Linked DNA regions of Homo sapiens: region 1 is linked to region 2. Evidence: chromatin contacts called from ENCODE Hi-C or POLR2A ChIA-PET data. All regions are on one chromosome and are shown on one strand. The core of a region is the stretch at or near the end of the contact, and the rest is flanking DNA. Distances in the headings are between cores, read along the strand shown. Region 1 has its middle 200 kb from the start of RRAGB. Region 2 holds the start of UBQLN2 (ubiquilin 2).

Region 1 (3,130 bases), core at 90-2,589, 640 kb before region 2:
CTCAGCAGTCTAAGGATATCTTAATCATGATTGTCCCCAGTGCCTAGAACATAGAAGGAACCCAGTGAATACTTGTTGAGGGAATAAGTCAATCAATGAGTTTGGGGAAATTATCTACCTATCTTGAGACTTTCTGGCAGATTATACATCATTTTTCATGTTCCTGGTCAACTATATGTAGATCATGCATATAGGTACCCAGACAGAGATATACATGCTCATTCAGAAATTGCCATCCAATCCTGATACATGCAAACTCATAAAGATATATCTCCACACAAATGAATACTTGGCATATTTGTTTTCTGATGCTGTAAAATGTACCACAAAATGGGTGCCTTAAAACAGCAGAAATTTATTCTCTCACAGTTCTTGAGGCTAGAAATCTGAAATAAAAAATAAAAGTATTGGCAAGGCCATGCTCCATCGAAAACCTCTAGAAAGAATCCTTCCTGGTCTCTTTCAGCTTCTGGTAAGTCCAGATATTCCTTGGCTTGTGGCAGTATAACTCTAATTTCTGTCTCTCTCTTCACATGGCTATGTCTGTGTGTATATGAGCGTGTCCGTGTGTGTGTGTGTGTGTGTGTCTTCACTTGTCACTTTCCTCTTCTTTATAAGGACACCAGTCATAATGAATTAGGGCCACCTTAATGATTTCATCTTGATTACATTTGCAAAGACTTTATTTTCAAATAATGTCACATTCACAAGTACTGATGGCTAGGACTTCAACATATCATTTTAAAGGTCACATTACCACCCAAAATGGTCTTCCTTTGGCCCTCCAAAATTTATGCCCTTCCCATGGGCAAAACACATTCACTCTATCACAACATCTCCAAAAGTTCTAACCCATTCCGGCATCAATTCTAAGTCTTAAAAATCTCACCTAAATTTAATCAACTCAAAGAGTCCCAAAACTCATCTTCTACTTCATCTGCGTAAGGAAGGATGAGACTCAGGGTGTGGTCCATCCTGGGGCAAAATTTCTCTCTTCTGTGGACCTGTGAAACCTAGAAAAAAAGTTAGCTGCTCCCAAAATACAATGGAGTTTTCAGATTAAGAGGGTGGATAGAAGGCATGACTAGCTTGCAGCTCCTGGTCAGACTGATAGAGCAGTGTGTGGAGACTCACTTCGTGAACTTTTGCTCCCAAGAACTACCACAGGAACACACCAGGAAAGCCAAGAAAATCCAGAGATCCTTTGAAGGAACTGGATTACCGCTGCAAACTCCTGAGACACTGAAAAACTGTGAGCCTGCTTGCTCTCTCAACAGGGAGGTTCGTGGTCTGGGGCGAGTTCTCAGCCCTGGTCACCGGCTGCCTCGAAATAGACTCAGTGATGTTGGCGGGGGCATGGGGGAAGTGAAACCCGCTTTTAGGATTGCAGGCTGTGTGAGAGCTGGGTGAGGCCTGTGACTGCCAGGTGTCCCGCACTTCCCTGGCTACCTGTATGACTCAGCAGAAGCAGCCATAATCCCCCGGGAATATAACACCATTAGACAGGGAACCACACCCCAGCCCCTACAGCAGCCACAGCAAGCCCGGCCCAAGGATAGGCTGAGCTCAGACATGCCTATCTCTGCCCCCACCTGGTGGTCTTTCTCTACCTGCTAGCTGAAGGCAAAGGTCATAATATTTTGGGAGCTCTGTGGCCCTGCCTGCTGCCTGAGAAACCTGAATACTTAACCAGGTGTCTCTAGGGCAAGTTTGCCTCCTCCCTATAGGACTGCAGCTATTGCACTCTTGAAAGCACCACTTCCTGGCTGGAGGCCAACCAACACAAAACCAGCCCACTAAACAAAAACACAACCAAGGACCTGCACCAAGTCCACTTCACTTCCCTGCTACCTCCACCAGAGCAGATGCTGGTATCCACGGCTACAAGACCTGAAGATGAATCATATCACAGGAGTCTTTGCAGAAACTCCCCAGTACCAGCTCAGAGCATGGTAGCTCCCCCGGGTGGCTAGACCTAGAAGAGCAAAAACAATTACTACAGTTCCTCTGTACTGTAGGAAGCCCCATTCCTAGGGGAAGGGGGAAAACACCACATCAAGGGAGCACCCCGTGGGACAAAATAATCTGATCAACAGCCCTTGAATTCCAGATCTTCCCTCTGACATGGTCTACCCAAATGAGAAGGATACAAAAAAAACAATTCTGGTAATATGACAAAACAAGGATCTTTAACATACCCAAAATATCCTGCCAGCTCACCAGCAATGGATCCAAACCATGACGAAATCTTTGAACTGCGAGAAAAAGAATTCAGAATGTCTGTCATTAAGCTAATCAAGGAGGCAATAGAAAAAGGTGAAGTCCAACTTAAGTAAATCAAAAACATGATACAGGATAGGAAAGGAAAATTCTTCAGTGAAATACATAGCATAAATAAAAAACAATCACAGCTTCTGGAAATCAAGGACACACTTAGAGAAATGCAAAATGCAGTGGAAAATCTCAGCAATAAAATCAAACAAGCAGAAAGAACTTCAGAGCTCGAAGACAAGACTTTTGAATTAACCCAGTCCATCAAAGACAAAGAAAAAAGAATTTTAAAAAATGAACAAAGCCTCCAAGAAGTTTGGGACTATGTTAAATATCCAAACCTAAGAATAATTGGTGTTCCTGATGATGAAGAGAAATATAAAAGTTTGAAAAACATATTTGAGGGAATAATCAAAGAAAACTTACTCGGCCATGCTAGACATCTAAACTTAAAAGTAAAACCCCAAACTATAAAATTCCTAGTAGAAGAGAATCAAGGCAATACCGTTCAGAACATAGACACAGGCAACCATTTCATGATGAAGCCGCCAAAAGCAATTGCAACAAAAGCAAAAATTGAGAAATGGGATCTAATTAAAGAGCTTCTGCACAGAAAAAGTAACTATAATCAGAATGAACAGACAACCTACAGAACTGGAGAAAATACTTTCAAACTATGCATCTGACAAAGGTCTAATATTCAGCATATACAAGGAACTTAAATTTATAAGAAAAAATCCCATTAATTCATCTTGAGTCAATTTTTGTATCAGGTGTAAGGAAGGGGTCCAGTTTTAATTTTCTGCATGTGGCTAGCCAGTTTTCCCAGCATCATTAATTTAATAGGGAATCCTTTCCC
Region 2 (3,224 bases), core at 725-3,224:
TTCCCTTTACTCACTATCCTGTATCCTATTCCATTTCCTCTTCCTCATGGGTGCAAGTTTGGTATATTTCTAAAAGAATATTTCAAATATACATAAGAATGTATTAGAGTGCTGTTTGGCATGTATTAGGTTGGTGCAAAAGTAATTGCGGTTTTTGCTATTACTTTCAATGGCAAAAACCATTGTATAATAGTAACAATTCGTTACTTTCAATGGCAAAAACCGCAATTACTTTTGCATCAACCTAATACTAATTAATTTGGCTTTTTAGATCTATACATATTAACATATTTAAAGCTAGTCATCTTTTTACCTCTGTATTTTATTAATTATATTAATAAAATAGAGAGGTAAAATAATATTAATTCTTCCATTTCTCCATCGATGGATATAACATACCTGTATATATATATTTTTCTTATCTTCAGATTTATTAAAGTATTTGTGACCTAATGACTTTGAAATGCTGTTAAATGTTGAAAGCAGTGGTGCTTTGGTGGATGCTTGGTAGAGGGTGGGGGTTGGGGAAGAATTTTCTGTGTGGTTTAACCTAGAGTTAGAAATATATAGATAAATTTGAAATTATTTCTTCTATTTTTCAAGTTCTCTTTCTCAGCATTGCTACATCTTTATTGCTCTTACTTAATCTGTAATTAAATTAGGTAAATATGTCAATGTTTGCCACTACTATTATGTGCCTGTCAATTTCTACCCATACTCTTCCCCAAAATACCTTTCTGTAGTGCATACTTACAAAAATCATCAGAAAATTCAAAATCTTATGAAAATAGAAAATAAGAATTATTCATAATTTCAGCAAACAGTACTAACAGCCATTAACTTATTTGTGCATAGCCTTCCAGATTTTTTTACACATACGGTTTACATATACAACAAACTGTTCAAAAATTGCTTTTAAAATAAAAATATATTTATTGTATTTTTGATATTGGAACATATATTCTTATATAGTTTGTAACTGTACAGAAATATACAAAGGCATAATTGAAAATACTCTGTGATTTCCCTATAACTACAGTTTATTTCATGTATACCTTTAAAGACACTCTATATTTTCTTGTATGGTAATATGATAATGTGCTCAACTAATCTCATGTAAACAGATAGTTAATATATTTAAATAACATTTTAAAATGCTACAATGTATATACATTTTATACATAAATATTTTTGCATCCTCATCCGATTATTAGGCGAAGTGTCTAGGTTAGGCATTTCTAAATAAAGGTGGAAACATTCAAAATGCTGATATATATTTTCAAATTGCCCTATGGTTGTAACAATTCACACTTCAGCTAGCCTGAGAGGGCATTTTTTAGGGTCCCTGTCAACAAGAAGGTTTACCATTATTTTTTTCCCTGCCAATATGATAAGCCAAAAGTAGAATTTTATTGTTTTAACTTGATTTCTTTTTATTAGTAGTGAAATTAATCATCCTTTTTTAATGTCTATTGGCCATTTGCACTCCTTTTGTAAAATGCACGCTCCTGCTCTGTCTTCTTCCCTTCCCCTACTGGAGGTGTTCCTCTTTTCTTTTTGCTTTGTCAGAGTTCTTTATTATTCATTTTTCGTCTTATACGTGGGATCTGTTCGATTCAGGCTTTCACCCTTTTACTGCCTTACAGATTGCTAATATACATTCTCCATTGGTCTTTTAATGTCGTTTACAGAAGCTGACTCTCTACCGCCTCCTTCTCTCCGTCTCACCCTCTCTGCCTCGCCTGCTCTGTACTGTTCTGTTCTCTTCTCTCTCTCCCTTTGTTTCTCTCTCTCCCTTTTTTCTTTTCAGTGCAGAAGTTTTTAATTTTGACCGAGCCAAATCTATCAATCTAGGCCTGGCGCCGCGTCAGCAGAGGGGGCGGGGAGGCGAGCGCGGAACTGGGGGAGGGGAAGGGGCGGGGATCAGCAGGCGGAGCGGCTGCCAGAGTTGCTGGGAGTGCGCGCGGTCGGATCACAAGGCGGCGGCGGAGGAGGCCCAGAGACCGGAGCGCGGAGACCTCAGCCAGCGGCCTACGCCCAGGCCTTTCTCCACCGGAGGACCAGGGAACCGCAGTCTTCATCACAGAGGTACCGTGCTCCGCGCTCCCCGCCTGACCCGGCCCAGCCCGCTGCGGCGGTGCCTCCTTCCTTCCTCCTTCCCTCGCGCTCTCTCTTTCGCCCGCCCGCGCCTTCCCTGCCCGCCTGCGTCACCGCGGCCGCCATGGCTGAGAATGGCGAGAGCAGCGGCCCCCCGCGCCCCTCCCGCGGCCCTGCTGCGGCCCAAGGCTCGGCTGCTGCCCCGGCTGAGCCTAAAATCATCAAAGTCACGGTGAAGACTCCCAAAGAGAAAGAGGAGTTCGCGGTGCCCGAGAACAGCTCGGTTCAGCAGTTTAAGGAAGCGATTTCGAAACGCTTCAAATCCCAAACCGATCAGCTAGTGCTGATTTTTGCCGGAAAAATCTTAAAAGATCAAGATACCTTGATCCAGCATGGCATCCATGATGGGCTGACTGTTCACCTTGTCATCAAAAGCCAGAACCGACCTCAGGGCCAGTCCACGCAGCCTAGCAATGCCGCGGGAACTAACACTACCTCGGCGTCGACTCCCAGGAGTAACTCCACACCTATTTCCACAAATAGCAACCCGTTTGGGTTGGGGAGCCTGGGAGGACTTGCAGGCCTTAGCAGCCTGGGCTTGAGCTCGACCAACTTCTCTGAGCTCCAGAGCCAGATGCAGCAGCAGCTTATGGCCAGCCCTGAGATGATGATCCAAATAATGGAAAATCCCTTTGTTCAGAGCATGCTTTCGAATCCCGATCTGATGAGGCAGCTCATTATGGCTAATCCACAGATGCAGCAATTGATTCAGAGAAACCCAGAAATCAGTCACCTGCTCAACAACCCAGACATAATGAGGCAGACACTCGAAATTGCCAGGAATCCAGCCATGATGCAAGAGATGATGAGAAATCAAGACCTGGCTCTTAGCAATCTAGAAAGCATCCCAGGTGGCTATAATGCTTTACGGCGCATGTACACTGACATTCAAGAGCCGATGCTGAATGCCGCACAAGAGCAGTTTGGGGGTAATCCATTTGCCTCCGTGGGGAGTAGTTCCTCCTCTGGGGAAGGTACGCAGCCTTCCCGCACAGAAAATCGCGATCCACTACCCAATCCATGGGCACCACCGCCAGCTACCCAGAGTTCTGCAACTACCAGCACGA

Evidence for each region. A loop is a pair of places that touch in the nucleus more often than their neighbours do. ChIA-PET counts read pairs that join two places held with the same protein, here RNA polymerase II (POLR2A). Pooled maps may share reads with other maps.
Region 1: a loop to region 2 is called in a map of GM12878, with 6 times the contacts of the local background. The contact joins the enhancer-like site here to the promoter of UBQLN2 in region 2. A Hi-C loop is called at or near these places in 1 of 168 maps with a recorded cell type or tissue (GM12878), 15 of 37 single-sample maps with no recorded cell type and 15 of 50 pooled maps. POLR2A ChIA-PET finds 5 or more read pairs at or near these places in 1 of 52 experiments (activated CD4-positive, alpha-beta memory T cell).

Annotation. Positions count from the first base shown.
Region 1 is chrX:55,918,177-55,921,306 of GRCh38, forward strand. It overlaps a transcript of KLF8 not described here. Among named protein-coding and RNA genes, the nearest start is that of RRAGB, 200 kb to the left of the region's middle. RefSeq lists enhancers at 815-2,014, 1,466-1,715. Within about 2 kb of position 1,340, at least 2 of the 41 ENCODE cell types and tissues checked have a DNase peak (open chromatin) inside an H3K27ac peak, as active enhancers do; they include GM12878, where a contact is called at or near this core.
Region 2 is chrX:56,561,653-56,564,876 of GRCh38, forward strand. It overlaps UBQLN2 (ubiquilin 2), which reads left to right and starts at 1,975. Exons shown (of 1, transcript NM_013444.4): 1 at 1,975-3,224. The coding sequence starts at 2,222. RefSeq lists enhancers at 1,678-2,305, 2,702-2,901, 2,912-2,971.